Regions from separate parts of the Mus musculus genome. Here region 1 is linked to region 2. A link is a loop called in an ENCODE intact Hi-C map of the cell type or tissue named here. Cell type or tissue: left cerebral cortex. All regions are shown on one strand. Each heading gives the region's core, and the rest is flanking DNA. Links, peaks and the distances in the headings are about the cores only.

What was found. Hi-C counts contacts between places; a loop is a spot of excess contacts. Peaks named below come from ENCODE experiments on the same cell type or tissue, not always from the same donor. Only the 100,000 strongest peaks of a DNase experiment are listed, where the experiment ranks them.
Region 1: a loop joins it to region 2, with 2.1 times the contacts of the local background. A loop is called at or near these places in 3 of 42 quality-filtered maps.

What each region holds. Positions count from the first base shown.
Region 1 is chr15:98,992,503-99,008,010 of GRCm38, forward strand. It overlaps the pseudogene Gm8973. Among named protein-coding and RNA genes, the nearest start is that of 4930578M01Rik, 14 kb to the left of the region's middle. In left cerebral cortex, for the core only: CTCF peaks have their summits at 8,196 (motif pointing right), 8,942 and 11,279 (motif pointing right); DNase peaks (open chromatin) are centred at 8,214 and 9,316.
Region 2 is chr15:99,079,687-99,095,194 of GRCm38, forward strand. C1ql4 (complement component 1, q subcomponent-like 4) reads right to left here and starts at 8,042. Exons shown (of 2, transcript NM_001024702.1): 1 at 7,506-8,042; 2 at 5,068-5,247. The coding sequence starts at 8,042. The coding sequence ends at 5,068. It overlaps Troap (trophinin associated protein), which reads left to right. Exons shown (of 14, transcript NM_030159.1): 9 at 1,180-1,263; 10 at 1,505-1,564; 11 at 2,149-2,283; 12 at 2,440-3,019; 13 at 3,223-3,416; 14 at 3,542-3,723. The coding sequence ends at 3,589. It overlaps Mir6960 (microRNA 6960), which reads left to right and starts at 1,119; the gene lies at 1,119-1,179. In left cerebral cortex, for the core only: CTCF peaks have their summits at 7,727 (motif pointing right) and 8,800; a DNase peak (open chromatin) is centred at 8,791; H3K4me3 peaks cover 336 bases.

The sequences.
Region 1 (15,508 bases), core at 4,978-12,977, 87 kb before region 2:
TGAGACAGCACCTGCTACTTAATGAAAGCAACACAGTAAGAGCTGCGTTAGCATCATCCTGCCTGGTTCCCGGCAACCAGGCAGGCTCAGGAGCAGATAGCAATCTGTCATCTTTCTGCCGGCTTCAGCTATAGGGGAGAAACAGAAACGTGGTACCACAATCCACTTCCAGTGGATGATGGTGACGTGTTCTAAGGAGATGGGTGCAGAGGCTCTTGTCAAATGAGGGAAGAGAAAACGGAAGTGGGGAGAGGAGGCGGGACTCCAGAAACCTCACTGCAACCTTCCTAGAATAATATTGCCAGACAGAAATGGCAAGCGCATCCACGTTTAAAACGCAATTCCCTGCTCATATTTAAAGCCTGCCTTAAAGCCCCATTAATATTTGACAAGTCCCATTAAGACAGGGATAAAATAAAATTAAAGTGGACCCCTATCAGGTTCTGCTTGCCATCCTCCACTGGAGTGGTCTAAAATGACAACGTTATACAAATCAAATCCACCCTTTTTCGCTTTAGGAATTAAAGCCGCTAAAACCCCCAGGGAGACTGCCTTCCCTAACTATAGCAGGCATCGAACTTTCTCTTCCTGGCAGAGGGGCGGCTCCAGCTATGTCCCTGGCTCCTAAGGTCCTGGTGAGCTCTCTGGAATGTGCAGGGTCCACGCCCTGCGAGCCCAGCTCTTTGTCGCCTGTAACCAGCAGGCGGCGCTGTCCCCGCGCTGCGGCCACCGCCCGGCTTCCTCCGAGGCCATTTCCGTCGCAGCGGGTGAGCTCACCGCCGCCACGCCTTGGAAGTCACCCTGGGCGATTGCTTAAGTTTCTGGACCATCCTGCCTCTTCTTTTATGTAACGTCTCTTGATTTCTTTTTAACGTTTCATACGTTTACACGGCGAGTATTGATCCTAGCCGAGAATTCTACCTCTGAGCTGTATCCCCAGCCCCTTTGTGCTCCCGTGGCGATTACTACTGTTTGAAAAACGTGGGCAGGCCCAAGGGCTCAATGGAGAAAAGCGCTTGCAGCTCAGGCCCTGCTCATTGAGAGTAATTCCTGGAGCACACTTGGAAACCACACCGCAAACAGTGGTACTTTGCCCTGCACACATGCCCCCACTCAAATACTTAGGCGTGGAGCAGCGGCTCAGCAGTAAAGAGTGCTTACTGATCTTGGAGAGGACAAGGTTCGGCTCCATAGCACCGACGGTCTCACTATTCACAACTGCCTGTTACTCAGGTTCTAAGAAATCAGGTGACTTCAAGCCTCTATGTAGGTGGAGCACATAAACACACACAGCTACATATGGGACATATAAATCCTTTTTTAAAAAAAAACAAACAAAAGTGGAACATGTAATGAACAAAGTGCAAATATTTCAAAAACAAAACAAAACCAACCTGCATTTTTTGAGTTGTTATCAATTAACTTTTTAAAAGACCTCAACATTAATTTTACCAGTTCTAATAAAAAAAAAAAGGCCTCTGACGCAACGAAGAAGGCATTATATGCTGAAAATGAGAATATCTTTTTAATCTTGTTTCCCCCTGCCTTCTACAAGCATGGCATACACAAAAGCCGGAGAAAATTCAGCTGTGGCGCCATCTGCTGGACACTCTGACTTGCTGCAAGAACTTGCAGGTCGAATCAGTAAGGTGTCGCGGTTGGTCGCGAAAACCTCGCTTTTTGCCCAGGAAATAGCGCCAAGGCAGTATTACATGCTCATACAAAACCAAATACATACATACATACATACATACATACATACATACATACATACATACATACATACATACATACATACCACTAACACTAAATAATAATAACTTAGCCGGGAAGGTGTGGCACATACCTTTATTTCTAGTACTCTGGAGTCAGTGGCAGGCGATCTGTGTGTTCGAGGCCAGCCTGGTCTACAAAGTGAGTTCTAGCATAGCTAAGGTTACACAGAGAAACCCTGTCTTGAAAAAACCAAAACCAAAACAAACCCCTATGAAACTGGCCCTTTGATAGAAAAAATGCTTTGGGAATGATGGTCACAGGTAAGCCCAGGGTCACATACTCTATGGCACGAGGCAGAATTCACTTAATTATATGCCTCCATGTTGAGCATTAGCTGAAAACTAAAAGCTTGTTTTTCAGCACTGCACACAACTGAGTATCCGGGACAGACGAAGTCACCGTTCCCTTGTTCTCTTGAACGGACTGATTTTGCTGAAGGAAAGAAGTGTAAAAGTGTGGCAAATTGAGCTGGGAGCTTGAAGGTGGTCTGCGGTAGCCTGGGTGGGGTTTGGAACTCTTTTTTTCTCTCTCTCTCTTTTTTATTAGGTATTTTCCTCATTTACATTTCCAATGCTATCCCAAAAGTCCCCCATACCAACCCCCCCAATCCCCCACCCACCCACTCCCCCTTTTTGGCCCTGGTGTTCCCCTGTACTGGGGCATATACAGTTTGCATGTCCAATGGGCCTCTCTTTCCAGTGATGGCTGACTAGGCCATCTTTTGATACATATGCAGCTAGAGTCAAGAGCTCCGGGGTACTGGTTAGGAACTCTTCATTAAGCCCTGCCTCCAGTTTTTCAAACTCTTGGGTAAGATCTGATTTACTTGAAGATTTTTCTATTTAGGAGAGGCAGGCCCTTTCCACACAAGGGTCTAAGCCCATTTGCAAACACATTTATTCAGAGGCTTTCGCGTAAACATTGCTTAGTTGAAATACTTCACTCAGCATCCTTGCAATTTTGTTGCAACACATTCAGAAGCCACTTGGGGAAACCCGGGGAAAGCAGAAATGTAGATCAGATTAAAACTGGCCCACCCACCTGGGAAATCGGGGTTCCGCTGCAGAAGCCTTGGTAATGGAAACATATTAACAACACAGAGCTCTGACCACCGGCGCTTCAGGGTCACCTTGAACAAGACTAAGTTTTTATATTCTGGGATGAGCTTTTAATGGTTTTCCTGAGATGAAATAACTTCAACCTTGTGGCCTGCAGGAGCCCAGCTGATTACAAAATCCCGGGTTCCTGTCAGGTAACGTCCATATTCAGTCAGTGTGTTCTAAGAGCTTCCTCTGCTTCTTCAATAACTAGGCCCTGCAGGGTGAGACTGTCGGATCCACTGCTAGCAGCATTAGCCCTCTCAAGGGACACGTGGAGAAGATTCAGCAGCCACCAAGAACACAGAGTGGGAAATAAATGTCCCCTCTAGCAAGGGCTGAATGGCTTGTCAGCAGATGAGAGAGGGGTTTTGTCAGTTTGCTTGGCTTTTAAAACAATCTTTCTGTGTAGCTCAGGCTAGCCCCAAACTTGGGGTAACATTGCTTCATTTTCCTTAGCACTAGGGTAACATCTAACCATAAATTATGCACCGATGCTCTTCTTTTTTTTTTCTTTTAGATTTACTTATTATTATATGTAAGTACATTGTAGCTGTCTTCAGACACCCCAGAAGAGGGCATCAGATCTCATTATGGGGGATTGTGAGCCACCATGTGGTTGCTGGGATTTGAACTCAGGACCTTTGGAAGAGCAGTCAGTGCTTTTAACCGCTGAGTCATCTCTCCAGCCCATGGATGCTCTTCTATATCGAGTTTCCACTCTGCTTATCATATAGGGAACAATAAATGCATAGCAGCCATGAAAATGACTGGTTTTGTGTCCTTGGAGGAAAAGGAGGGAGCAGGTAGAGAGGCAGCTAGGAAAACTGCAAGGGGAAAAGGTTATCCTGAGAGTCAGCGACCCTCAGAAAACAGGCGCCGTCTCAGCTGATAGCAAGAAGCTATAAAAGGAACAGGAACCCTTAGGGGCATTCCACTGCAGGCTGCCTGAGTGCTTTCTACATATGGGAATAGATACAATTATTAAATATTGCTATAGTGTTCCCAACTCAAGGGCATGGTACACTTTCTGGAATAATAATGTAAATAAAAAATAATAAAAATAATTTTAAAAAATGGGAGGTACTTTTAATTTTCTTTACCCATGTGCCCTTTGTTGCTTTGTAGAATGGGGCTTCCAACCTAGATCCACCTCACAGGCCCAGGAAGTCTCAAATCCCCGAGCTCTGGCTCCAGGTGGAGAGGAATTTTAAACATATTTATTACCGGGCGTGGTGGCACACGCTTTAATCCCAGCACTCGGGAGGCAGAGGCAGGCGGATTTCTGAGTTCGAGGCCAGCCTGGTCTCCAGAGTGAGTTCCAGGACAGCCAGGGCTACACAGAGAAACCCTGTCTCGAAAAACTATTAATTATTTATTCACGTGTCAGGACCCGCAGAACTGGAGTTACAGGCAGTTGTGAGCCGCCACGTGGGTGGTGGGTGTCAAACCCAGGTCCTCTAGAAGAGCGTCTAGCGCTCTTAACCGCTGACCCAGCTCCTCAGCCCCAGGCATGATTCTTGATTACAGGAAAGGTTTGAAGAAGAAGGCTTTTCAAAATGCTGCATTGTGGAGTAAAAACAGAGGCGTCATTTCAGTCCTTGTGAGGAAGCTCCCAGTTTGGGGCTGATCAGAGCAAAGCCAAATGCCATCTGGTTGGAAAGGAACCGTGAAATCTTAGAGGTGGGAGCTGATGATCTGTGGTTGCTTTCCAGAATGGAGCTGGCAAGAGCCAGGCCTGGTGGGACAGGCTTCTGATCACAGCTACTAGGGAGGCTGAGGCAGTATCGTGGGGGCATCCACCAGAGAAGACCGGTGAGACAGGGATGTAAGCCAATAGAAAGTCTTTATTAGCTGGCAGAGACTATACTGGGTGTTCAAATCCCACCGTAGCACTAAGCCTTTCTCAGGTAAGCTTTTAAGCACAAAAACCATGTCCTGGATCGACATCCTTCGGTAAACAAGAACAATTAGCCAGGAGCAGAACTACAGAAGCCAAAAAGCAAGCTTAGTACATTTAGAGACTTTCCCAGAGCTATGGACGTTGATGGATTAGGTCTTTGTTTTAGTTTTGGCAGGTGGTGCTGTCTAAGTGCTGAGTTCTACAGCCTGAATGGTACGGAGTCAGTTGTGCTAAGACCCGCAGCCCTGTTACAGTAGGAGTAGGAAGTTCTCAAGCTCAAGGCATACCTGTCTACAGAGACCGTAGTTAGTACGGCATGTGTAAATCCCTAATGAAAAGGTACAGGGTCCAAAATGCTGCTCAGCTCAGAGAAGGCAACTTGTAAGGACTCTGGTGGGGGGCCGTGGTGTGGCTCAGTGGGTAGAGTGTTCGCCTAACATGCAGGAAGTCCTGAGTTTGAGCCCCAGCACCACCTAAGCCAAGTATGATGGTGACATAGTTGCAATCCTAGCACTCAGGAGGTGTAAGAGTTCAAGGCCATCCTTAGCTACATAGTGAATTCTAGGTCAGCCTTGTCTAGAGAGTGTGACCCTGTCTCAAATAGAAAAATAAGAGAAATGGAAAAGAGCCCAAACTTACTTTCTGAGGGTTTGATAAAACACATTCTTTGTATCACAGCAAACCAATAAACAATCCTCATTGTGATGTTAATGCTAATTGTCAGCTTGATAGACAACAAAGATGGGCACCCTTGGTGGTATGCCTCTGGAAGATTCTCTCGGTTGCCTTGAGGCCGGATCCATTGTGTGTGCAGCGGGGCCCATTCATTCCCTGGTGGATCCTGGACTGTGTAACTGGAGAGGGGGATTGGGCAGCAGCTTGTATCCATTGCTTTTCCTGGCTGTGGAGGCAAAGGGACCTCTGTTTTAAGCTGCTGATGTCTGGACTTCCCTGATAAGATGGACGGTTGTGCGGGGTCTCTGCACACACAAGCTGGCAGAGTGTCTGTCTCCGTGAGCCAAGAAGAAAGTCTGGTTGGTCCAAACTTCAAAGACTCTGGACACCGGGAAGTTTATTTTAGGCACATTTAAGTACAGTACAAACTGGAAAAAAGTTTCCCGGTGTAACACAATCCTGTGTGTACAATAAAAGCTGTGTGAACAATGACATCAAAACTCTTTCCAAAGTACATGTCACCTCTTCCCTGAAGACGGGTTCTATAGATAGACTACAGTGTCATCTGAAGGGCCTGGGAAAGATCCAGTGTGTTCTCAGCCATATAGGACAGAGGTCACCCTGGCTACTAACCACACCCATTCCCAGCCTCCTGGGTGGAGAAGAGGTAGGTTATAATCTCATCTCTTCCCCGAGTGTTTACCTTCCCTGGCCTCTCAAGTGGGGGTGGAGGTGGGGGTGGGGGTCGAATCTCAGATAATGTGCATATGAGACATTTATCATTCCGAGCAGCAAAGTTGCCGATATGAAGTAGCAATGAAATAGCTTTATGGTTGGGGGTCATCACAACATGAGGGACTGTGTTAAAGGGCTGCAGCCTCAGGAAGGCTGACAGTATCTGTTCCAGTACTTTTCAGTGAACACAAGGACCTCGTGCCCTCTACAGAACCGCGAACCACAGGAAACAATAAACCCTTTCTCCTCTGCTAAGTTGCCTTTGTTTGCTGTTTTATCCCAGCCACAGGAAAAGGAACTGAGACACGAATTTTCTAAATAAAATAAAATAAAATTCTCAGATGCTGGAGAGATGGCTCAGCGGTTAAGAGCACTGACTGCTCTTCCAGAGGTCCTGAGTTCAAATCCCAGCAACCACATGGTGGCTCACAATCATCTCTAATGGGATCCGATGCCCTCCTCTGGTGTGTCTGTAGACAGCTACAGTGTACTTATATACATAAAATAAATAAATAAATCTTTTAAAAAATCCTCACAAGGAAACCTAGGCAATAGTGATGCATGCCTTTAGTACCAACACCCAGAGGCAGAGGCGGGCAGATCCCCAAGTTCGAGGCCAGGCTGGTCTACAGAGATCCAAGTCTGCCAGGGCTACCTAGTGAGACTCAATTTTGAAAAGGAAACAAAAACAAACAACTTGTCTAGGGAGCTTGGAGAGACGGCTAGTTCTCGTAGAACCTATTGCCCTTAGCAAGGAGGACTTAAGTTCTGTTCCAAGTGCACAAATGACAGCTTGTAACTATCTGTTTCTATCCGTAACTATCAGTAACTATCCGGTTTCAAGGGATCTGACACACTCTCTCTTGGTCTCTTTTGACACCAAGTGCATGTGGTACAAACTTACACGAAAAAACAAAAACAAAAACAAAAACAAAAACACAACACCCCACTCATACACATTTTTCAAAAGAGCCTTCTGAAAAACCAAACAAGCAAACAAAACTGCTAACAGGAAAGCTGGGAATTATGGGAATCATTAGTTCAGCAGACAGAATGCTTGCCAAGCAGGCAACAGGTCCAGGGGGTCGATCCTTAACACGACATAAATCAGATGTGGGAGCATATGCCTGCAATTCTAGCACTTACGGAGGCAGGAGGATTTGTAGTTCAAGGTCAGCCTCCTCTATCTATCATCTATCTATCTATCTATCTATCTATCTATCTATCTATCTATCTATCTATCATCTATCTATTTATCATTTGAGGTCAACTAGGATATAGGAGACTGTATAAAAAGCAATAATAACCCTTCGGGCTGGAGAGATGGCTCAGCGGTTAAGAGCACTGACCGCTCTTCCAGAGGTCCTGAGTTCAATACCCAGCAACCACATGGTGGCTCACAACCATCTGTAATGGGATCCGATGCCCTCTTCTGGTGTGTCTGTAGACAGCTACAGTGTACTCATATAAATAACAATAAATAAATCTTAAAAAAAAAAAAAAAAAAAAAACCCTCGCCCAGCATGGTGGTGCACATCTTTAATCCCAGCACTTGGGAGGCAGACGAATTTCTGAGTTTGGGGCCAGCCTGGTCTACAGAGTGAGTTTGTCTTGAAAAACAAAAAACAAACAAACAAACAAACAAACCCAACCTCAAACCCACCAAGGTTATACTTTTAGAATACAAAATATTTGATTATATTGGGCTGAGAGACGGCTCAGCAGTTACGACAGGTGTCTCAGAATGTCAGAGCCAAAGACACCTCTAAGAAGACACTTCCTGGTGCCCTCAGGTTGCTCTGTGGAGACCGGGGCCTGAGAGGAGCCCCCAGGGCCTGGAGTTACCAAGGCCACGTAGAAGAGCAGAAGCGTGCCTCCAATCTCTGAAATGAGAGACGGAGTATGGCGAGTTCTGGAAAATGTCCACTAGAAGGTAACATCAGCTAACTGTCCACGCAGGGTTATTTTTATTTGAATGCATAACCAGGACTCGGGGTTTTCTCCCAAAAGATTCCAGTAGGGGGCAGCAAACATTAGCATGGATCTCAAGCTTACAATTCTTTTACTGTGTGAGAATACTTTAAAACCGTTTATTAAAAAGACTTATCTATGTGTTTGAGTGTATGTACACCATATGTGTTGCCTGGTTGCCACAGTTGTCTGATGAGGGGTTGCATCCCCTGGAACTGGAGTTGGGATGGTTGTGAGCCACCGTGTGGGAGCTGGGATTTGTACTCTATATCCTCTGCAAGAGCAGCTGGTGCTCTTAGCCTCTGAGCCATCTCTCCTGCTCCCAAATAAATCTTACAGGAAAGAGCTTCCACACAACTTGACCTATGTTTTATCTTATCAACCTATAATCGTGTCCCGTGTCCCTGAAAAGCTGCCTTGTGATCCCATGTATGAAAGCAGAGGGGAGCAGTGGGAGGAGACAGGAGACTTAGGAAGAGAGGGCAGCTGGGCGAAGGCCAGCCTCAGCTACAGGGGACCCTGTCTCAAAAGGAGAGGAAAATGAAAAACCATGCAAGACACTGCGGCACATTCCCGTGATCCTAGCGCTTGGAAGGCAGAGAAAGGATTGCCTAGAGTTCTCTCCACAGCCAGCTTAGGCCAGCCCTGGCTATATAATAAAACCCTGTCTCAAAATAAAAACATTCCTTCATCCCCCTCTGAGCCACTGATACCTTGTCGTCCGTCCACCACCCCCACCCCCCCCCACCCCCGCCCGGGAGACACAAAGGCCCGTTCTTTCCACAGAGGGCGCCAGCACACCAAGGACCAATTCCACCCAAGTTGAACTTCTGATGAGTCAGTGAGTTTATCTGAACATGGGTGACCCCCAAACAGCCGAATCCCGAAGACCCGCCCCCGCGTAGGAGCCAGCCTCCTGAAAGCTGCATAGCTTTAACGATGAATCTTTTACTTCCTGTACATACTAATACCCCAGGAGTCCAGAGCCGCTGGCGCAGTATCCCCTGCACCGGGGGCTGGTGCCCAGGAGGGTGTGACTGCAGCCTGGGCTGAGAGTCGTTGGATGAGGGAATGGAGGCCGGCCTGATCTTGGTGGGGTCGCAGCTGCTCTGCTGAGAATGTGACAGCTCTGTTCTGGACAGAAGGCAGCGGCAAAGCGGGAACTACGGGAGCTGCCTAAGTCACACGTGGCTGTTGAGAACTGCAGACTCAGCATTCTTGAGAAGCCAGCGCCTGCCCTGGGGCTATCTTTTGACCTTTTGTCTTCCTCTTCTTCCTCCCCACTTTACCTCCCCTCTCCAACCCCTCCCATCTCCTCCGCTACCCCCCCCCCCCTTTAATTTTTGAAACCAGCTCTCAGACCATGCTGGCCTGGAACTCAAAAAGCTCCACCCACCTGCCCCTGCTTTGGAGATCCCAGAGCCATGGGATACCTGCCCAGGAGAGCTGCACACAGGAGTGGAACAGTGACATCAGACATGGACTACAGGATTTGGGATTTGCCTGGGCCAGGTTTCGGCCTTGCTTTGGTCTAGGATTCCCTCACTGTGCCCCACTTCCTCCTCTTGGAACTATAATCTCTATTCTGTGCCGCTGTGTGTCGGCAGAATGTAGTTTACTTTTCAATTTTACTGAGGGTTACAGTTAAGAGATGGCCTGGTCTTTAAGTGTTTGGACCTACACAGAAAGGTCCGGGGAACCTGACTTGGGGAACAAGGGGATGAAGAAAGACACACAGGCAAACGGAAGGAGAAGCAGGGTCTGGGGAGAACTGTGGGACTGTGATAGGCAGCCTATTTTGGTTGAATGGGGCTTGCTCCTGTGACCCAATAGAGAAATCTACAAGGGACGGAAAGGCGAGCCACGTTCCCAGAATCAGGTGACTGTCCATAATTCTGTGACTATCAGTCTTGCAGACAATGTGCCAAGCTTCGGGCATTCTGGCTAGACTCCACCCTCACAGTTACCTGTCTATAGCCAGATATGTTCCTCCCCACAGTTACCTGGCAACAGCAAGATAGCCCAGCCCACTATAAAAGGGGCTGCTTGGACCCTCCTAGCTCTCTTAAGCTCTTACCTTTCTTACTCTCTAGCCCTACTTCTCTCTCCCTTTCCCCCTCTCTCCACGTGCTTGAAGGATGGGAGCCCGGTGTCTAACCTCCCGCCAGAAGGCCATCCCGTGCTCCAGCCACGGATCTGACCAAGGACTCACACCCACATGGGAACCATCCAGGACCCCCTCTCCCCCTGCACTCTCCTCCCCTCATCCCCGGGGCCCAGTGCTGTCCCCGGGGCCCTTATTCTGTTCTCAGCTCCTCCTCCGTATCCAGCGTGGGATGCCGGAGGCTGAGAACCTGGTACCTAGGGCTGACCCTTGTCCACCACCCACCGTGTGGGCTCAGTGGCTTCACACAGCCCAGATGTCCACCTGGGGCCGCGTGAAAAGCGTGCGCAGTCCTCCCGTGTCGCCCGCCCAGAACACCAGAACTCTGGCGGGTCGTGGACTCTCTCCCATTCCCCTCTTTCCCCCACACCCACGGCCCCGCAGAGAACTGTACCACCAGCAGCCTGGGAACCAGGCATGTAGACCCTTGGAGGAGGCAGCTTCAATCCCAAGCAGGGGAGGCATTGACATCCTTGCCGTGGTCATGCTCCCATGACAACACTGCACAGTTAACTCAGGACTCCACATGCTTAAGTGAAGTTAAATTAAATAAAACTTGTGATCTGGGGGCTGGTGAGATGGCTCAGTGGGTTAGAGCACCCGACTGCTCTTCCGAAGGTGCAGAGTTCAAATCCCAGCAACCACATGGTGGCTCACAACCATCCGTAACAAGATCTGACCCCCTCTTCTGGAGTGTCTGAAGACAGCTACAATGTACTTACATATAATAAATAAATAAATAAATCTTTAAAAAAAAAAAAAAAAAAAAAAAACTTGTGATCTGCCCTGGCCTCCTAAGCAGCCATGTCAAAGGCATGCTAGCTTCGGAAGAGCAGTCAGTGTTCTTACCCACTGAGCCATCTCGCCAGTCCCAAGGATACAGTTTTTAATCAAGAAACTCATCTTTATTTAAAAAAATTTTTTTTACTTATGTGTGCAATGCTAATGAAGGCCAGAAGAGGGCATCAGAATCCATGGAAGTAGAGTTACAGATAGCTGTGAGCCGAGCCACCAAGTGGGTGCTGGGGACCAAACCAAGGTCCTCTGGAAGAGCAGACAGCCTTTCAACCACTGAGCCATCTCTCCAGTCCTGTTTGTTTGGTTTTTGAGACAGGGTCTCACTATGTAGCCCTTACTGGCCTCACTGGAACTAAAGGTGTGCGCCATCACGGCTGGCTTCTTGTTGCTTTTCAAACACCATGAAATGGTTTGGCTAATCAACTCCAATCTTTCCAGCTACTTGGCCAAAATGGTATGGCTAGTCAGTCATAAAGGTGCATGCCTTTAATCTCAGCACTTAGGAGTCAGAGGCAGGAAGATCTCTATGAGTTCCAGGACAGCTTGGTCTACATAGCAAACTCCAGAACAGCTAGAACTACCTAAAAGGACCTTGCCTCAAAACAAAATGCAAAAGCAAAATGTTATAGCTCAGAATCACCCACCCTTTCCTGATCGCTCACTGCATTCTTCCTGGCCAGTGTCCTCCTGCGCCTTGGCAGCGACCAGGGGCTTCAGGATGTAAAGAACCTGATATGGATCCTGGGACTGACCTGATAGCTCTGGCCTCAGCTCTGAAATCGGTCAGCTTGAACCACAAATCTCCTGGGCTTCCCTTGCAAGTTGGTCGCCAAGACAGCTCCACTCCTCGCATGACAGACTGGTTCCCGTGGGATGACCTCCCATCTTATCCCAGGCGTTCATCTCAATTCGTAGGTCCTTTCCCTCCATCTTGGTCCTCCAAGAACTCTCTGAACTTTGGTTTGCTGGGCAGCTGAGAATATCTGTCTCCATGACGACACGCTAGGATGTTTAAATGAAATGAACAGTAAAAACTTTGTCTTACGTCTGGAAGATGGAGGCCAAGCCCTGGCCTTGTTGATGACGCCTTCCCTACTCCCTCAAGCGATGTGGTCCAGTGTTCTGCCTTCGCTGCTGCCGTGCCTTCTTACATTCACCTACCTCCATGGAGTTATTTTGAACGTTTGAGCCAATCAGCACCCTCTGTAAGTGGGGCGGGGTTAGAAGGTCTGGAGCCTTGGCACCTGCGCAGAGTGTGCATAACGCCTCTCCCTACGTTTATCAATGGTGTTGCCTACTGGAACATGGCTGATCCTGAGTGCCTCCGGGTCTGTGTCAGTCAATGCTTCCCATGGTTTTCTTTGCCAAGTCCCCAAGCCCAGGTGGGTGAAATTGACCAGCTCTACTGTTAGCAACATTAGCTCTCTCCTGAGGGACTCAGGGAAGATGCTCACAGCTAAGAAAATGGAGTGGGGAATGTAGCAATGAATGTAGTAATGGGTGAACCGTCAGGAAACTGGACTGTGAGCCTGTTTTTGTTTGTTTGTTTGTTTTTTAATCTTTTTGTTGGTTTGTGTTTTGAGATAGACTCATTCTCAACTCAGACAGGTCTAGAACTTACTTGATAGCTCAGGCTAGCTTCAAACTCAGAACACTACTCCAGAGCGAGGGCTCAGACTCCCGAGCCACCACATGTGGCAGTAGAAAACTAAACACAGGGCAGAAGAGATGGCTTTGTGGTTGTGTGCTTGTGGTTAAGGGTCTCACAGTTCTTCCAAAGTTCCAAGTACCCACTTTTGGTGATGGCTCAAAACCACCATAACTTCTTCTCTGAGGGGATAGGTAGCCCCTTTCCGGCTTCAGCTGGCACCTACATTCCAGAGGATATATTCACACAGACACACTTAATTAAATAATGCTTAGGGCCAGATGGTATTGGTGCAAGCCTTTAACCTCAGGACTCGGGAGGCAGAGGCAGGAGGATCTCTTGAGTTCATGGCCAGGGTGGTCTACAGAGTGAATTAGGACAGTCAGGGCTACACAGAGAAACTGTGTCTTGAAAAATCAGAAAATAGCCGGGGCGTGGTGGCGCATGCCTTTAATCCCAGCACTTGGGAGGCAGAGGCAGGCAGATTTCTGAGTTTGAGGCCAGCCTGATCTACAGAGTGAGTTCCAGGACAGCCAGGGCTATACAGAGAAACTCTGTCTCAAAAAACAAAACAAAACAAAACAAAAAACAAAAAACAAAAACAAAAAAACCCAACCCCCCCAAAAAAAAACAAAAAAGAAAAACCAGAAAATAAAGAATATGTAATTTAAATGCTATGCGATTGAAAAGTGATGGAATTAAGCTGCACAAGCCACCAGGAGGTTCACCTGGGTCTCCTGGTCTTTGAGGCCTGAGGTAGAAATGCAAAATTGGAGAGCAGCAGCCATGGCTCTGCGTTACCCCATGGCTGTGGGCCTCAACAAGGGCCACAAGGTGACAAAAAACGTCAGCAAGCCGAGACACAGCTGGCACCGGGGGCGCCTCACCAAGCACACCAAGTCGATGCGGGACATGATCCGGGAGGTGTGCGGCTTCGCGCCCTACGAGCCGCGAGCCATGGAGTTGCTCAAAGTGTCCAAGGACAAGCGCGCACTCAAGTTCATTAAGAAGAGGGTGGGCACGCACATCCGCGCCAAGAGAAAGCGGGAGGAGCTGAGCAACGGGCTGGCAGCCATGAGGAAGGCGGCAGTCAAGAATTGATGAACCCGGGGCTGGTGAGATGGCTCAGGGGTTAAGAGCACCGACTGCTCTTCCAAAGGTCCTGAGTTCAAATCCCAGCAACCATATGGTGGCTCACAACCATCCGTAACGAAATTGGATGCCTCTTCTGGAGTGTCTAAGACAGCTACAGTATACTTACATATAATAAATAAATTAAAAAAAAAAGAATTGATGAACCCTCCCCCAATAAAAGATGATTCCTACAAAAATAAATAAATAAATAAATAAAGCAAAAATTTTCGTTTTCCTTCCTTCCTTCCTTCCTTTCTTTCTTTTTTTTTTTTTTCCCTGTCTCTTTTTTTTCTGGAAGCTGGCTTGACCCCAAGTATACTTTTCTGCTACTTTGGCCTCCTTTCCTCCCTCCCTCCTTGACCGTGTGACCACTTGCCCGCCATGTCTGCTGACCTCCTTGCTGGCTTGATCTCCTCCTCTCATTGCTCTGTTCTGTTTTCCTATTTGTGTACTTTGTTGTTGCTGTTGTTCACCCATGGACCAGACTGGCCTTGACCTCACAGAGTTGCCCCTGCCTCTGTCGCTTCAGTTCTGGGATTAAAGATGGATGCCCCCACGCCAGCTCTATTCTTGTCCTCAGGAAAGCTGCTGATGTCGACAGTTTTCTTGCTGTGAGTTTACCTTTTCCTTTACTTTTGGTTCCTTTTTTCTTTTTTTTTTAAGATTTATTTTATTAATATATGTAAGTACACTGTAGCTGTCTTCAGACACTCCAGAAGAGGGAGTCAGATCTTGTTGCGGGTGGTTGCTGGGATTTGAACTCTGGACCTTCGGAAGAGCAGTCGGGTGCTTTTACCCACTGAGCCATCTCACCAGCCCCTGGTTCCTTTTTTCAAGCAGGGCTTCTCTGTGCAGCCCTGGCTGTCCTGGGATACGCTCTGTAGACCAGGCTGGCCTCAAACTCAGAAATCCGCCTGCCTCTGCCTCCCAAGTGCTGGGATTAAAGGCGTGTGCCACCATGCCCAGCTTAATTATGTATATTGTGTGGGTACAGGTGCTCTTGGAGGCCAGAGGCAGATCTGCCTGAAACTGGAAGAGCACAAGGGTATCTGCTACCTAACAGGGTTGCTGGGAACTGCATTCAGGTACTATGAAAGAGCAGTAAGTGCTAACAACTGTTGAGCCAACTCCCCAGCTCCTAAAAATAAGTCTTTAAAAATAAAATTGAGGGTGGGGGGTTGGAGAGATGGCCCAGCTGTCAAGAGCACTGACTGCTCTTCCAGAGGTCCTGAGTTCAATTCCCAGCAACCACATGGTGGCTCACAACCATCTGCAATGGGATCCAATGCCCTCTTCTGGTGTGTATCTGAAGATAGCTACAGTGTACTCACATATATAAAATATAAAAGTGGGTGGGGTAGCAGCATGGGCCTTTAATCCCAGCACTCGGGAGGCAGAAGCAGGCAGATGATTCTGAAGACCAGGTCAGCCTGGTCTTCATAGCAAGTTCTAGTCCAGCCAGGGATACATAGTGAGACTCTGTAATAATAAAATTAAATTGAAATTAAAAAAGAAGCCAGGCACAGTGACTCATGCCTATAATTCTATCACTTAGGAAGCTGAGGCAGGGGGCTGGAGAGATGGCTCAACAGTTAAGAGCATTGGCT
Region 2 (15,508 bases), core at 4,301-12,300:
TGTGTGTGTGTGTGTGTGTGTGTGTGTGTGTGTGTGTAGGGGAATGGATGAGTAGGGCTGGCAACTTAACTCCCATTGGTCAACTTATAACTGCCTGCCAGAACTTATAACTGCCTGCCAGCCAGGCATGGTGGCGCACACCTTTAATCCCAGCACTTGAGAGGCAGAGGCAGGCAAATTTCTGAGTTCAAGGCCAGCCTGGTCTACAGAGTGAGTTCCAGGACAGTCAAGGCTATACAAAGAAACCCTGTCTTGGGAGAAAAAAAAAAACCTGCCTGCCTGTAATTCCCTCTCAAGACATCTGATGCCCTCTTCTGGCTCACATGGGCATCCAACACATACATAAATTCGGGAAAAAAATTGTTTAATGTTTACAAAGGGCATGCTAAGCAGTCTTTTTACAAAATGTAGTATGGCTAAGGCACTGTCATTGGGAAGATAAGGATTGCCTATGAGACCAGAGTTGAGGCTGTGACTCAGACAAGATGGGGAGGGCTGCAGATGCAGAAGCCCCGAGGAGAGGAGACATCTAGTCTTTGTGAGTTGGCAAAACAGACCAGAGAGGTTGAAGCCTAGACGAGAAGAGGGTCTGAGATGAGTTTGCAGTGACGACAGGTGAGAGATGAGGTAAGGACAGACAAACCAGTGTAAGTTCTTGGTAAGGACAGACGAACAGAGCACTTGTAAGTCCTTGGTGAGGACAGATGGACAAAGCACTATAAGTCCTTGGTAAAGAGCTACAAACAAGTTTAAGTTCTCTGCTCTTTCTTGGGCTGAACAAGAGTCAGGGGGAGATGCATGAATAGGGAGAGAGAGTTGGTTTCTCACTTGAATAAACCACTCAAGCGCCGCACATCGTGGCAGTGTGCCTGTACTCCTAGCCTCTTCCCTACGTGAGCCCCCAAAGAGTAGCTGCTGCAGTGGGGAGAACAGGAAGGTAGCTTTGGGGGCCTCCACTGGACGGTGATGGCTCCCATCTGCTGCCCTCCCTCCCCCATTCCTGCAGCCCAGTTGTATAGTACCACCTTCCATCACCGAACAGTCAGCTGTTTATAGACAGTCTCAGGGTGTTCGCTCCCCAGGCCTCTCAGCTGTGATTTCTATCAACAACCCTTGGGCTGGGCAGGATGAGAAGAGTTTGGCTGGAAGCCCTGCTCAGCCAACCACCTCTCTCCTCAGAGCACATATTCATCCATGAAACGCTTTGCCATTCGACGGAAAGCCCAATTCACACCCCTCCGATCGCTACCTAAAGTTCAGCAGGTAGGAGAAAGCAAAGGAGGGAACCAGTAGGGGCCAGGACTAGGGAGGAAGGGAGGAAGGACAGATGGATGAAGCAGTGTAAGTCCTTGGTAAGGACAGGTGGACAGCAGTGTAAGTCCTTGGTAAGGACAGATATACTGGATGGGAATTGGGGGTGCGCGGGGGGTGGGGGAGAGAGGAGGTCTATGACAGGCCAGAGGAGTGGGTGTCACTCATGGGTGATCTGTCCTGTCTGACATAGGCTCAGTGGCTGAGTGGCCTCTCCCCTCATTCCTCCCCTGAAGAGCCTGCCCTGCCCTGGGTAAGTGTCTAAATCCTTCCTGTACTGAGGTCTGTGGCACCGTCCCACTGGCCTGGAGGGCTGACAGCCTTGTGATGTGAGGTAGGTGTCTTCGCCTCCTGCCTCTCCTTCTCTCCTTCCTATTCTGTGTTCAGAATGCCTGTCTGTCTCTGTGTCTATCTTCTGATAGTCTCAAACTTTGAAAAAAAAAATTTTGCCGGGCAATGGTGGTGCATGCCTTTAATCCCAGCACTTGGTAGGCAGAGGCAGGTGGATTTCTGAGTTCGAGGCCAGCCTGGTCTACAGAGTGAGTTCCAGGACAGCCAGGGCTACACAGAGAGAGAAACCCTGTCTTGAAAAAAAAATTTTTTTTTATCCTTCTGTGTTTATGTGTTATGAACATCACAACAGCCTGAACCTCAAACTGTTGATTCTCCTGCCTTAGCGTCTTGGGAGCTAATATCGGCTCTGCTGTATGTAGGCCTGCACCACCATACCTGGTTTTAAAAAGAACCACCAGCTTTGACCCATTCCAAGAGGGGGAGGAAAGAGTGCTCTCTACCTTCATGTGGCTTCCTCACCCGCCCCCTTTCCTTCTGTGGCAGAGGCAGATTGCTATGAAGTTGTTTGACCAGGAGAGTCGCATCACCTTGCAGAAGGAACCCAGGAAACCATCGGTGGCAAGCACTTCCGGGCCTCGCCCCAAGAGAACCCCCAGCCACCAGGAGCTAAGGATACAGGTGGGCCTGTAGGGGCAGCAGCTCTCATGGCTTCTTTTCCATGAGAAGGCTTGGGGGAAGGGGAGCTGGAAGGAAGGGTAGGGGATGACATTGCGGGTGGGGGTGGGGAGCTTGGGAACACACGGTGACACGCTGGGATACTCTCTCCCACCACAGCGCATCAATATTTTGCAACAGCTCTTGCAGCAGGAGGTAGAGGGGCTGGCCATGGGCGATGGTGCCCCTCTGAATGGAGGCTCTGCTTTCGATATGACTGAACTAAAGCTCCCGACGGCTGAAATTTCTAGAACTCTGACAGCTTCAGAACACAATTCTGGAGCTGCCCTTGTTGGACTGTCACAACACTCTGGTGCGACAGAGCCCCTCCTTTCGGAAGAGTGTGAGGAGCCACAGGCCTACCCTGAGGAGACTAAGGCGGCTCAGCCCTGTTCTACCACAGAACTAAAGCCCCCAGTGCCACACAGAGCTGAGCCAGAGCTGCCGGAGCCGTGCCTTCCAGCACTGTCCGGACCCCCTCTGCCTAGCTGTCGGGGACAGGCTGAGCCCCCCATGGCCTGCCCTAGGACAGAGCCGGGAGCATCGGCAGCCTGCGCTCTGGAAGCTGGAACCCCAGAGTCCAGCACGCAGCCCTGTTGCAATCAGGGGCCTCCAGCAACAGCCAGCTTGACCTTCTCGTCCCAAAGCCCAGTCTGTGCCAGCCCCTCTATTCACTCACTCTACCCAACAGGCTATTCAGGTAAGGAATTGGCTGGCAAAGGACATGAAGAAAAGGCTCTGTCTTTCTAGGAGTGAGCCCTGCCTTGCACCAGGTCCGTGCCTTGTCCTGTCTTTCTAAGTGGCTGCACTCATGGGGGAGGAGGAGGGGTAGGGAAGGGGTGGGGCGGCACCCGGAAGAAATATAACTCCAGAGGCCCCCTCTGAATTCTCCATGGCCTTCAGGCCCCAGCAGCTTGGCCCCTCGGACCCTGGCTCTGAGGCAGCGCCTCAGGGCGTGTCTCGACACCATCCATAGCTTCCAGGAGGCTCACCTGGATGATGAATGCGCCTTCTACACCAGCCGAGCCCCACCTCCCGGGCCCACCCGGGTCTTCACCAACCCCGTGGTCACAACGCTTGAATGGCAAGATGCCCTGGTGAGCCTTCAGTATACAGCCAGCATGCCGACAGCCTATGGGACAGCAGCAGGTTGACCTTGCTTCCTCTACGGAGAAGTGATGGAACATGACAAGCCCTCTTTTTTCTCTCTCTCTTTCTCCAGCGTTTCGTTCCAATTGGCCCTGTGGTCCCACAGGACTCTCCATCATGACTCCGGTCTTTACTGGGCTTCTCCTCTGCTGCACTCACCTCTTCCTTTAGCCTTATTTATTGTTGGCCTGCCCATTGGACTGGGAGCCAACGCCCCTTTATCCTTTAATAAAGTTTCTATAAATTGTGTTTGAATGGGGCAGCCAGTGCTGTTGGTCTCCGGTGGCCCACTTGGTGGCAGTGTGCTCCAATTTAGAGGAGATTAAGCACTCAGGACCGTGGGCTTCCTCTTCAGCAGTTGTCCAACCAGAAAGTGGCTGTTCAGCCTACCTTCTTGGAAATTCGTGCGTGGGTTAGGGGGAAATTACGGAACCTGTTCCCTCTGAGATCGCTCCCACTCCAGGGGACCCACCAGGTATTCCCTCATCTAGAACACCGCTGTTAGACCTCTCAGTTGGGCACCTGTGGCTAAGCTACTGGAGGCTGAGCCAGGAGAATCTCTTGAACCCAAGAGCTGGAGGCAACCCTGGGCAAAAAGCTGTAACCCGTCTCAAAAGGAGAAAAACCACAAATAAACCAACACTAAGGGAGGGGGGGGAAAGTGGCTGGGATTCTTTTCCTATGCAGGGTCTTCCACACTCCACCTGCAAGGGCAGCAGGAGCCCTGAAGGGAGTCCTTCCTCTGCTGTCCTCCCTTGTGGTGCTCCTTTTCTGGAGAGGCAAGCCTGGCCAGGCTTAACTGCATAGATCAGAGATAGATCGCCCTGCTGAGATCGACAAGCAGAGTGAGAGGCCTTTCAGGGCGTCAGGCAAAGGGCCAGCCACTCCCCTGCCTTCCCTCCACCTCTGTACCAAGGTAGGCAGACACACACAATCTCCAACCTCACTTTATTGAGAGAAGTGACATGATCTGTAGCTCCAGGACCTAGCCTGGAGAGGGGTGGAATGGGGACTGTACAAAATGGGTTCTTAATGCTAGGAAGGAAGTCCTTGGCTCCTCCAGTTCACAGGAAGGCCGCTGGTGGTTGGAGCCTGAAAAATGGAGATGGGGGAGGGGAAGGGAAAGAGTGGCTGCTGAGGTCTGTATCTAACCTGTGCCAGAGTCCCCCTCTCACCTAGACAGGTTCCTTCTCTTCTGCCCTTTCCCTCCCAAGCTGTTAGGACGGCCCCTTTTTACCCCGGTGAGAGGTGAGACTTTGATCTCCGTTAGTGAAGCTTCCCCCAGTTCCAGGCAGAAGGGAGGGCCACGCTCGAATTTCCTCTCTCTCTCTCTCTCTCTGGCCGGTTTCATTGGATCCCAAGGTAGTCCCTCCCTAAGCGGCTGTCTTCATCTTGGCCTTCCCAACTCTTGACTCCCCCAGCCACTTAAAACCCTTGAGCCCCAAGAATCCAATCGCCCCCGCCTAGGTGGCCTGGGGAGCGGGAGAGACTGCGGGCTCTGAAGGATGGGGCCTTGGGCAGGGCTAGCAGGAGGTGGGTGCGGATTAGAGCGAGGGGTCGAGGGGGCGGGCGAACGAACATGAGAGTAAGGTGCTGGGCTCAGTCCGGGTAGATGATGAATCCTGAGAAGGTGCTGTACTTATTGGTGTTCCCGCCGTGCACCTTCCCACCGTCCAGCTTGATGAAGACCTCGTCACCCACGTCTAGGTGCAGAATGACGCTGTTGCTGGCATAGTCGTAGTTCTGATCCGCATCCTGAGCAATGGCGCTGGCCCGGACCTAGTGAGGGAAGAGAAAAAAAAAAAAAAAAAAAAAAACCAGACCCATTGATTCTTGTGCCCTGTGCAGAGCTGAAGTGACCAAAGGGGTTGAGTTGGTTGGCTGCTGGAGCAAGGATGGCTTAGGTTCTGGGGGAGCGGTTCTCAACTGTAGGTCTCAACTGACCCTTTTGGGAGTTATATATCAGATATCCTTCATATCAGATATTTACATTATGATTCATAACTAGCAAAATTATAGTTATGCAATAGCAACGAAATAATTTCATGATTGGGGACCACTACAAAATGAAGAACTGTATTAAAAGAGTTTCAGCATTAGGAAGAGCCACTGGGCTAGGAGTTCACAGAGCTTCTCTGGCATGTCTTGGGCACACACTTGTCTTCTCTGGGCCACTACTAGAGCAATACGGGGTAATAATAATGGAACCTATCTCACGAGGTGGTTAAGATTAAATGAGTAAATTACTTGTGGAGTTCAGAGCCATGTTCTGTATATAGAAAATGTTATATAGTATTGCTATTCTTGTGCCCCCCCCAAAAAAAGAAAAGCTTTCAGGATACTTCTAGGATTCTATGTTGTCTTGGAATTTCTAAATTAGCTTTCCTGAGGTGCAAACGTGTCTACACCTATGCTATACCTGTGTTGTACCAGTAGGAAAGTGAACTGTTTCCCTCTGGCCTCCTGGGCTTCCCTGGGGAGTGTCACCTGGTCCCCTACCATGTGAGGGACTGCCTTTGGTCTCTGATCTCTGGTCTGCAGCAGTCACACCACCAGCCCCTTCCCCCAGTTTCCATCCCATCGGGACTGGTTATTAAATCATTAATTATTCATCATTATTCTAATCATTATTTACCATTCCCAGGCCCGCAGTGTTGGCTCCATGGAATACAGAATGGGAGCTTGCACCGCACCACCCCCTCTAAAACCGCCACACTCCACCCTGATTCCTGGCACAGACTGAGTCTACCTACTTGATGCCACGAGAAGGAAGACACCAAGCTCTGCTCACACTCTGGCATTCCACGGTCACAGAGACACTTGGATCCTGTGGACACTCACTCCCTTGCAAACACTATCAACCCCATAAAGACTTGCATAGCCTGGCAACTCCCTTTCCTCACCCTCCGGTGGGAAGGCTTGCTAGGAACAGACCCCGAAACTGAAGCAGAAGGTGGGCTGGGCGGTGTCCTCTTGGGGTCCGAGAGCTTTTCAGCAATCTAGCAGGGCTCAAGGCTTAAGGCTTAAGGGATCCTGAGCAGTAGGCCTGATGCACCAGGGCCCCACCCCTCCCATGGAACATTCAAAGGTCACTGTTCAGTCCAAACCTTCTTCATCCTGCAGAGTACAGGCAGCTCTCTCCACTCAGCCCTATGGCATCTTGCTTGTTCAAATATGTGGGTCTTTGGGGGTGCTATCCCCTCAAATCTTAGGTGGCAATGCTTTTTGACTCCCCACTGGGGCAACACCTAGAGGAATCTGAGAGGTTCCCAGGGTGGGCTTAGGCCCCAAAGACCAGGCCTCCCTTCTTCCTGTCCATTGTCTCCTAGCTTTTCCAAATCCAATCTGGTTTACCCCACCACTTATATAGCCCCTGGAGCCAGAGACCCTTGTCCACATCTGCCTACACAATCAGTATTAACTGGGAGGAAAGCTTGGTCTAGGTTTGGCTCCAGGTCCTGGGGATAAACAAATAAGATCTAGTAGAGAGGCCAGTTAGTGTTTTCTCCCCTCCACCCCCTTTCACTTCTCTTTGAAAATTCAAGCTGAATGACTTCCCCTGGGGGGAGACTGCCACTACCCAAAACAAGAGATCCCATTCCATTCCCTGAAACCAGGTTCTCTAATAGCTTGTTCCATGCCAGGGCCAGGAAACCCACTGACTGGGAAGACCACCCCAATAGAGAGGGCAGCTCAAGGAAGAAAGAAAGAAGAAGCTATGGGCTGGGGAAGGTGCCACGGACATTTGATTTGGCAGGCTACAGTCGGAGGTTGGAGCGTGGAGGTTGGGGCCTTTGAGTCCTGAGTTCTAGCTCTGACCTCAGCCTACTGTCCTGTCAGGTGATTTTCTTTTCCAGACGCCCCCCCCCCCAATTCCTCCTCTTTGACTAAATTGAGTGACATTAGAAGTTTGGTAACCTTGCCAGTCTTGGATACCCTGATAGTGTTTCAGGGGAGAAGCTGGATTGTGAGCTGAGCGCGGGGAGTTTTAGGAAGTCATTAGCAGGATCTGGGGCTAAGTAGAGGGGCAACCTCACCTGTCCGTTCTTCATCAGATCGGCCCACATGCTGGTACCGTCACCGCCTCGCATGAGCACATGGTAAGCGAAGAAATAGACTCCTGGCATGGGGCAGGTGAACTTGCCGCTGGCTGCCTCGTAAGCGTTGCCCACGTTGGTCACCACGTCGTCAAAGCGCAACACTTCATAACCCTCGTGAGGCCGCCTTAGACCCGCGTAGAAGGCAATTCGGGGTACATAGCCGGCAGGGGGCGCTGCCCCTCCAGGGCCTGGGCCAGGAGGACCTGGGGGTCCTGGCCTGCCTGGCTCTCCAGGGGGCCCTCTGGGACCTGGGGGTCCTGGTGGCCCCCGCAGGCCTGCCTTCCCTCGCCGCCCCACCTCTCCCTTGGCACCTGGAGGTAAGGAAGGCACCGAGGCGGGCGCGCCGTCGGGGCCTTGGCCTCGGGATGCGTGGGGGTCACACACCATGCGACAGCGACCTAGCATCTCATAGTGTGTTGGTCCGCGAGAGCTGTGCACCAGTAGCGGGATGGCTACCAGCAGCAGCAGCACCATGGCCACCCCGACGGCTGCGCCCGCCACCCGCTTGCGGCGGCTCAGCCGTGACGCGGCCAGGGCCAGCAAATCCTCCTCACTTTTGGGCGCAATGGTGGCGGGGGCCCGGGGCTCTCCGCGGGCTCGGGCCCCGGTCTGGATCTCCCGACGGCTGTGCCGGACCACCTTGCCGCGGCGAATTCCTTCTGTGACAGCAGTGCTGTTCCCCAAACCGCCTGTCAGGGTGGCGATCTCCCCGTGAGCTGGGCCAAGGACAGCCCTTGAGGGTTCAGAACCTACAGTCTGATATTACCCTCGGGTGCAGTTCTAATGATTCAGGGCGCCTGAAACCTGCAGCTTCTTGGACGGCTGGTTTCTCACAGGTCTAAGATGCCACCTCTCCAGACAGTTGCTTTCTTGCGGACAGCTGTGCCTGGTCCCGGGCTCCCCTCGCTGATTTCTCCCGGCTAGACCGGGGACCTCTCCCCGCTCTCCCGACGTCCCAGGCTCTGAGCTGGCGCGGGAGGTGAGGTGGGGGGCTCTCTCTGGACGCGACCTCGTCAGAGATTTTGCACTCTAGCTCGTGGAAAGCACTACCTGCCTCCTACGGCCGCGGTGGCCGCAGCCCTCATCAGAGCCCTAGCCAGGCGTCCCTCTCCAGCAAGCGCTCTCCCTCTCTGCGTCCCTAACCTTCCTCCCTGGCAGCAGTGCGGGTGGTGTGAGTCGCTGCGCGGCAGGAGCCACTATAAGCGGCCGCAGGCGGAGCGACCCCTGGCGCCCAGAGCGGGAAGCACGGGGGCGGGGCAGGCCGCGCCATCTCCCCCCACCTCTCCGCCGAGCCCCGGGCCTCCAGGTTCCCTGCCTGCTCCCAGGGCTCTGCAGCGATTCTCAGCCCTCACCGTATGTATCCTCACTTTCACCCTGTAGCTGGAGTTTGGTATTCTCAGCGCTTAAAGGAAGATAAACACAGTGATGGGGTAAACAGGGGTCAGGCTACAATATACGTATAAAACCTCAGAGGGGGAATGCAGAGCTAAACAAGGGGCAAGGGGGACTCATATATAACAAACAGAAAACAGAAATAAATAGCAATTCGCCATCACACGTCCCTCGGTGCCCCCAACCAAATACAGAACATGGCAAAGGGCTCAATCGGTACTTGTTGACCAGTCTGGGAAAAGGCAAATCTGTCATTCCCACCCTGGCCTCTATGAATTTGGGGGGGGGGGTGTCTCATAGCACATAGCAGCAGAAGCAGCAGAGAGAAATGAAAGGAGAGAGAGAGAGAGAGAGAGAGAGAGAAACTAGGGAATGAGCAGGAAACGGACAGCCGAGAAATCAGAGACAGAAACAGAGACAGAGAGACAAAGCTTCGAAAAGAGACTGACAGACGGCCCCAGAGCGGGAGAGGGAGAGACAGAGACAGAGAGAGAGAGAAGGGAGCCCAGACAGGTTGACAGATCGAGAGAGAAATGTAAATGGCGCGCTGCAGAGAGACACCCAGGTCCGTGTTCGGACTCCAATGTGACATATCAACTGTGAAGAAGACGCGGGGGCGGGGCAGCTCTGCAAGCGGAGCGGTAGGCTATGGGTCTGTGTTTTGTGACAGTGCTGGATACTGGGTGTGTGGTGGGATGGGCCATACGATCCTGGCCTTGCTGTCCCTGGGTGAGTAGGACTGTGGATTGTGGGCTGTCTTTGTGTACCCATGTGAGGCTGCTTGAAGAGGGTGTTTGTATGTCTCTGTCTTAGTACTGAAATCCAGGACCCACAGAAGCCAGCTATCCTGTCTGAGGACTGAAGCCCATGGAGCCTGGTGAGAAAGTCAGAAAGCTAATCTCACTTGCTCTGCCCAGACTGGTACAGCCTCTGTCTTGCCCCAGACCAGTCTTCATCGGCCCCAGTCTGGGCTCCTTTTGGCCTCCCCAACTGTTTATTAACTAGAGAAAAATCTAGAAAAATCAGGCCCCAGATAATGGATGTTTGGTTGACTGTGCATAGTAACAAGATTCAAATATGGATTAGGTATTAGGTGACTATGGCCTGTAAAGGTGACTATGCCTGCTTTCAGAGCGACCAGGAAGGAATACTGGCTCTGGGCAGGCAGCATGCACAGGGAACGCCAGTAGCTGCCTCTTCTCAGGGGATAGAGGGTCAGAAGCTGGGAGAGCGAGGGTGAACACTGAAGGATCTAGGATCTTTGGAGGCCTGGCAGGAGGCAGCAGCAGAGGCCTCTGAGAGCAGGGACAACCAAGAGTGTGGAATGTGGAGGGCACAAGGCATGCCCACCAGGGCATAGTTGTCGGGTCGAAGGTGATTTCTTCATCTCTCATTTCCTGCACACCTTCCTTGGATTCCCCCATCTCTTCATTCTCAATCTGGAGAAAGAAGGGGCTGGGCTGGGCTGGGGCTGGGCTGGGGCTGGGGCTGGGGCTGGGGCTGGGGCTGGGGCTGGGGATGGGCCGAGGGCCCAACCTGCCTGTAAGGATTGGTAGAGAAGGGATTGGATTGGCAGCCAGTGGGGGAAGGGCTCCTCCTCCATAAATACAAATTTTATTCAAGGTCTTTGTCACCATTTGTCTTCCTCGGGGGGCTGAGGGCCATGTCGGCCCTGTGCATGTCTAATGCCATATCTGCTCCCCCAGGCTGCATGATGGATGGATCAGAGAGAGCAAGGCCCCGGTTCACACCAGTCTCCCCTGCAGAGCCTCAGGCCTCATCCACCCCAAGTCCTGACACCCCTCTTCCCTCTTCCCACATTCTTCTCTCTCCATTCAGCAGAAGGCCTCTCTGTCCAGCTCTTCATCCTAGTTCCCAACACCCCCCCCCTTTTTTTTACCCCCTCACCTTAACCCCTTTCAGATACCAGGTTTTCTCTAGAGCATCCTTCTGCTGTCTCCACTCCAGGCTGTGAGCAGCGTGACCGGTGACCAGCCCGGCTGCAGGAGGAGGCAGCAGTTGTGTTTGGTGTGTGTGTGTGTGTGTGTGTGTGTGTGTGTGTGTGTGTGTGTGTAGGGGGAGCAGGCTTGGCTCACAGGGAGCCAAGGGGCCAGCTCTATGAATTTATTCATGTTCTGTTGCTCTTTCCCCACGCTCTGGAATGAAGCCGCCAGCTCACCAGGACCTCATAGCTTCCCCGGCAGCTGTCACACTTGTCCAAGGTATCCAGTTAGGGCTAATCCAGGAGGTCTTCCCGGGGCCAAAATCTGTGAGAGAATGCTGGGAAATGGGGAGGGGTCAGGAATAGTTCACCTAGAGCCTCTCTGGGGATCAAGCTAGAAGGTTCCGGTGGGCGGTGAGTTTAAGAATGGGAAGTAGGCATCCAGGGGCACAGCAAGACTCAGAAACAGGGTGCAGGACTGGTGGGAAGCAGGTGAGGAGGGATGACTTCCACAATCTCCTAACCAAACTCCAGTCTGAATCCTGTGCCAACCTCTACCAAGGGCTCTGCATTTACAATGATCCTAATCTCAGGTTATACACTCAATTTCTCTCTGACCCTAAAAACAAACAAACAAACAAACAAACAAACAAACGGAACATAAATTCTGTAACAAGATCCTAAGGGGAATCCTTACCTTCTGGGAACCCAAGGGTTTCCCCAGAATTTCCCCCAAGGCTATATAGTCAAGGTGTGTGTCAGAGCTCCAAGGGCCAGACTTTAAATTAGCATGTGATTAGCATATGATTTGCATGTGTTATGTGCCTTCTACTCTGCAGAAGTTTTCGTGTTAAATTTTTATTAAGTCTAGCAGAAAGGTCCTGGCTCCTTGAAGGTTCTTTCTTTTCGTTCTTTCTCTCATACTTATTGTCACTGACCCAGATGCCCTCTAGGGAAAAGAAGGGGTGAAGAGGTCGGCAACAGAAGGGATGGAAAAACTGAAAGTGTGGCTTCCATCACTGTGCAATCCTCAGTTTCCTCATCTGGGGAGGGAGTAGGGGAAGAGAGAGAGCACCTGGCTGGTGTTCCATCAAAATCCCCTTCCTTTCCTCCTCTTCAGGACCAGTAGAGAATTATATTCTCCCTCCCCTTCTGGCTTTCAGTTCCATTTAGTTCCATTTTAGAGGCCACACATGCTAGAAGCAGCTGGGTTGCCTGGCATTAGATGCATGTGTACAAAAGAAAGGACTTTGTCCATCTTTGAACACGGGGCATTGCGTAGGACTGGAGAGAACATTTTTTATAAATTTTTTAAAAAGGATTTATTTATTTATTTAATTATTTAATGTAGCTGTCTTCAGACACACCTCAAGAGGGCATCGGATCCCATTGCAGATGGTTGTGAGCCACCATGTGGTTGCTGGGAATTGAACTCAGGACCTCTGGAAGAGCAGTCAGTGCTCTTAACCACTGATCCATCTCTCCAGCCCAACATTATTTTTTAAAAAGATTTATTTATTTATTTTATGTATATGAGTACACTGTAGCTGTATGGATGGTTGTGAGCCACCATGTGGTTGCTGCGATTTGAACTTGATCAGTCAGTGCTCTTAACTGCTGAGCTATCTCTCCAGCCCCTTGAGATAACATTAAGTGCTTATCTTAAATCAAGGCTTATTTTGCATCAAGGCTTTGGCCACGCAAGTCCTCATCGTATTCTTTTGCATCCCTGAGAGGTGGCTTTTATCCCCGCCTGTAAAAGATGTGCAAATTGAGGTCCAGAACTGGGAGGTCGTTTGTCCAGTTTCCACCCTGTAAGGAGATATTCCTAGTTAGGCTTGGGAAAGGGACAATGATACTAGCGTCGATGCAAAGGAGAGAGAAACTGAAGAGGGGTAGGTAGCCAGTTGTTTATAGGGACCCAACAATCTACATGTGAAGACAGAAGTGGTCTTAACATATACAGCACCAGGCTTTAACTTCCCAACCTGAGCCCTGGCTGTCAACTTTGACCCCCACCAAGGTTAAAATATTGGCCAAAGGCCAATATTAGTTACAAAGTTAACAGAAGGCCAAAGTTAGTTACAAAGAATGGTTCAGATATCAGAGGGGGTACAGGAAAAGGAGGGATGAAGTCAGGGGAAGGTTTGCTAACTGCCTTCCAAGGAAAAACCCGAAACTCACTCCCTCTGACTTCAAAAAGCTGGTGGCCGCACTTAAGTGCGCCTTTTTCTTCCTTTTGGCGACTATATGTTTGCATCAAAGGCTCAGAGGGCACTTGCAGACACCAAGCCAAGGTTTTCACTCATCAGCTAGTCAGACCCCTTGGCCTAGAGCTCTTGGACAGCCTTTGGTTCAAACCCTCTTCTGGCCTGGGAGCGGGTTCCTCGCTCCCTAGCGAGGGTTGAGTAGAGAGTGCTTCCAAAATGCTTATTAGGCCTGAGAGAGCTGGCTTCTCTCCGCAGCTTTGCACTTATCCAAAAGAGGTTCCTCTTCTAGTCTTCTGCACCCTCTCCACCCCCTTTTGAGCTGGCAACCCCACCCCTTGCCCCCATCACCACCTCTGGCCCTCTCCAGCCTCTGGCTAATGAAATGTGGCAATTGACTGCACAGACAGCTGTCAGACCCCTCATTTCTCCACTGGGATGCCGAATCCCTCGCTGCCCGCCAGGAGACCGACAGGTGAAAGGAGGCGGATGAGGGGCAGAAGGAGGGGTGTGGGTTGTTGAGAGCTGAGAGCCCGGGAGGAAGCGCCAAGCTCCAAGTCTCCAGGGCTCAGCTAAGTGAGGTAGGCCCTAAGATCCTCTTTCTGTCCGGGACTCTTAGTTCTTTGACAAGCAGCAGACTTAGCCAACCCCATGCCGCCCTTAGACAATAGTCGACCTCACACTTCTTGCCCTACACCCTGGGCCAAGCCTGGCTTCAGTGAGCTCAGCAAGCCTCGCCTCAGAGCCCGCGGCGGCAGCCCAATGCTTCCTGCCATCTCCTTCCATCCCTTCCCACTCGCTCCCCCTCCTTCCTGAGCTCCCTCCCCCGCGGCCGCGGCCTTTATTAGGGATTCCGCGGCTGTCGGTCCCGCCATCCATCCTGTCCGCCAGCAATTAGGCGGCCAGACAAAGAGCAGCTTCGGATGGATGAGGGTCCCGGCGGATCGGAAATGTGAAGGGTCAGCGCTGCCGCCCGCGGCGCACCCCGCTCCCCCTCCCGCATAATCACCCGCTGCCCGTCACTCAGCCCGCCGCCGGGGAGCTCCCGGACCTGGGAGAGGGCGGGGCTGGGACTGCAACCTAGGCGCCCCAGGTCTGGGCGAAGCAGACTCCTGCAGGTGCGGCTCCTGCGGGAGAGCGGAGAGCAACCCTCCGAGGCTTTCGGAGGAAGAGGAAGGAATTTGGGCAATCTCTAAGGAGAACTTGATACCCGCGCCCTGAGGCCTTCCTGGGGCGGGGTAGTGGGAGGAGGAGTAGAGACTTAGTAGTTGCCCGAGGGAGGCAGATCAAATTCCTGGGTCTCACCTGGTGGGAGTCTGGAGGACTAAACCTTAGGGGGTCTCCGTTCCCCGCCTACGGAAACCCAAGGCCACCCCGTTTCAAGAAAATGCCAGGCCTCTAGCCAATGGCGCCTCCTATCGGACTAGAGTGACACTGCGCTTCTTTTTTTTTTTTTTTTTTTTTTTTAAAGATTTATTTATTATTTATATGTAAGTACACTGTAGCTGTCTTCAGACACACCAGGAGAGGCTGTCAGATGTCATTAAGGATGGTTGTGAGCCACCATGTGGTTGCTGAGATTTGAACTCCAGACCTTTGGAAGAGCTGTCAGTGCTCTTAACCGCTGAGCCATCTCTCCAGCCCAAAAGATTTTATTTATTTATTTATTATATGTAAGTACATTGTAGCTGTCTTCAGGTCTCATTATGGGTGGTTGTGAGCCACCATGTGGTTGCTGGGATTTGAACTCAGGACCTCTGGAAGAACAATCAGTGCTCTTAACCGCTGAGCCATCTCTCCAGCGACACTGCGCTTCTTATCCCCCCCTCTCCTGAGTAAAATCCAAACCATCCACATCAAATCAAGAAATGCTCCAAATCCGGGCGAGCCCAAGTGGAGCCAAGAGGAAGTTCAAGGAGTCCAGGTTTTACTGTGGATTCTTTGGCTCTGGTTCCCAGCTGACAAATCAACATCTCAATCTGACAATTAGTGGTCCGGGGTTGGGGTAGGGTAGGGGGAGCAGGGCCCTTGCTGCTGTGGAGCCCTCCCGGCGGGAGGCAGAAGTGGGCGGTGCTGGCAGTGATGAACGACTCAGGGGGGGCCCAGGGCCCCGAGCGCGCATTCATTACTCTACTGACAGGCGGACGGGGGCCGGGTGGGCGGCGAGTGGACGTGCTGGGAAGGAGGCCAGTGACAGAAGCGGGAGCAAGGGAGCGTTTAACAGTCCCATCGCTCCCTCTATTCCTGGCTTTTCACTTCGACCCCCGGCCTTGACTACCTTGAACTTGGACTCCTGGTTGTTGGCCGGCTCCTTAATTAAAGAATGAGGGAGTCAGAGGTGGAGACAAACTCTGTCCTTGGATTAGGTGATTTAAGGTCAGATACCGAGACAGGATGTA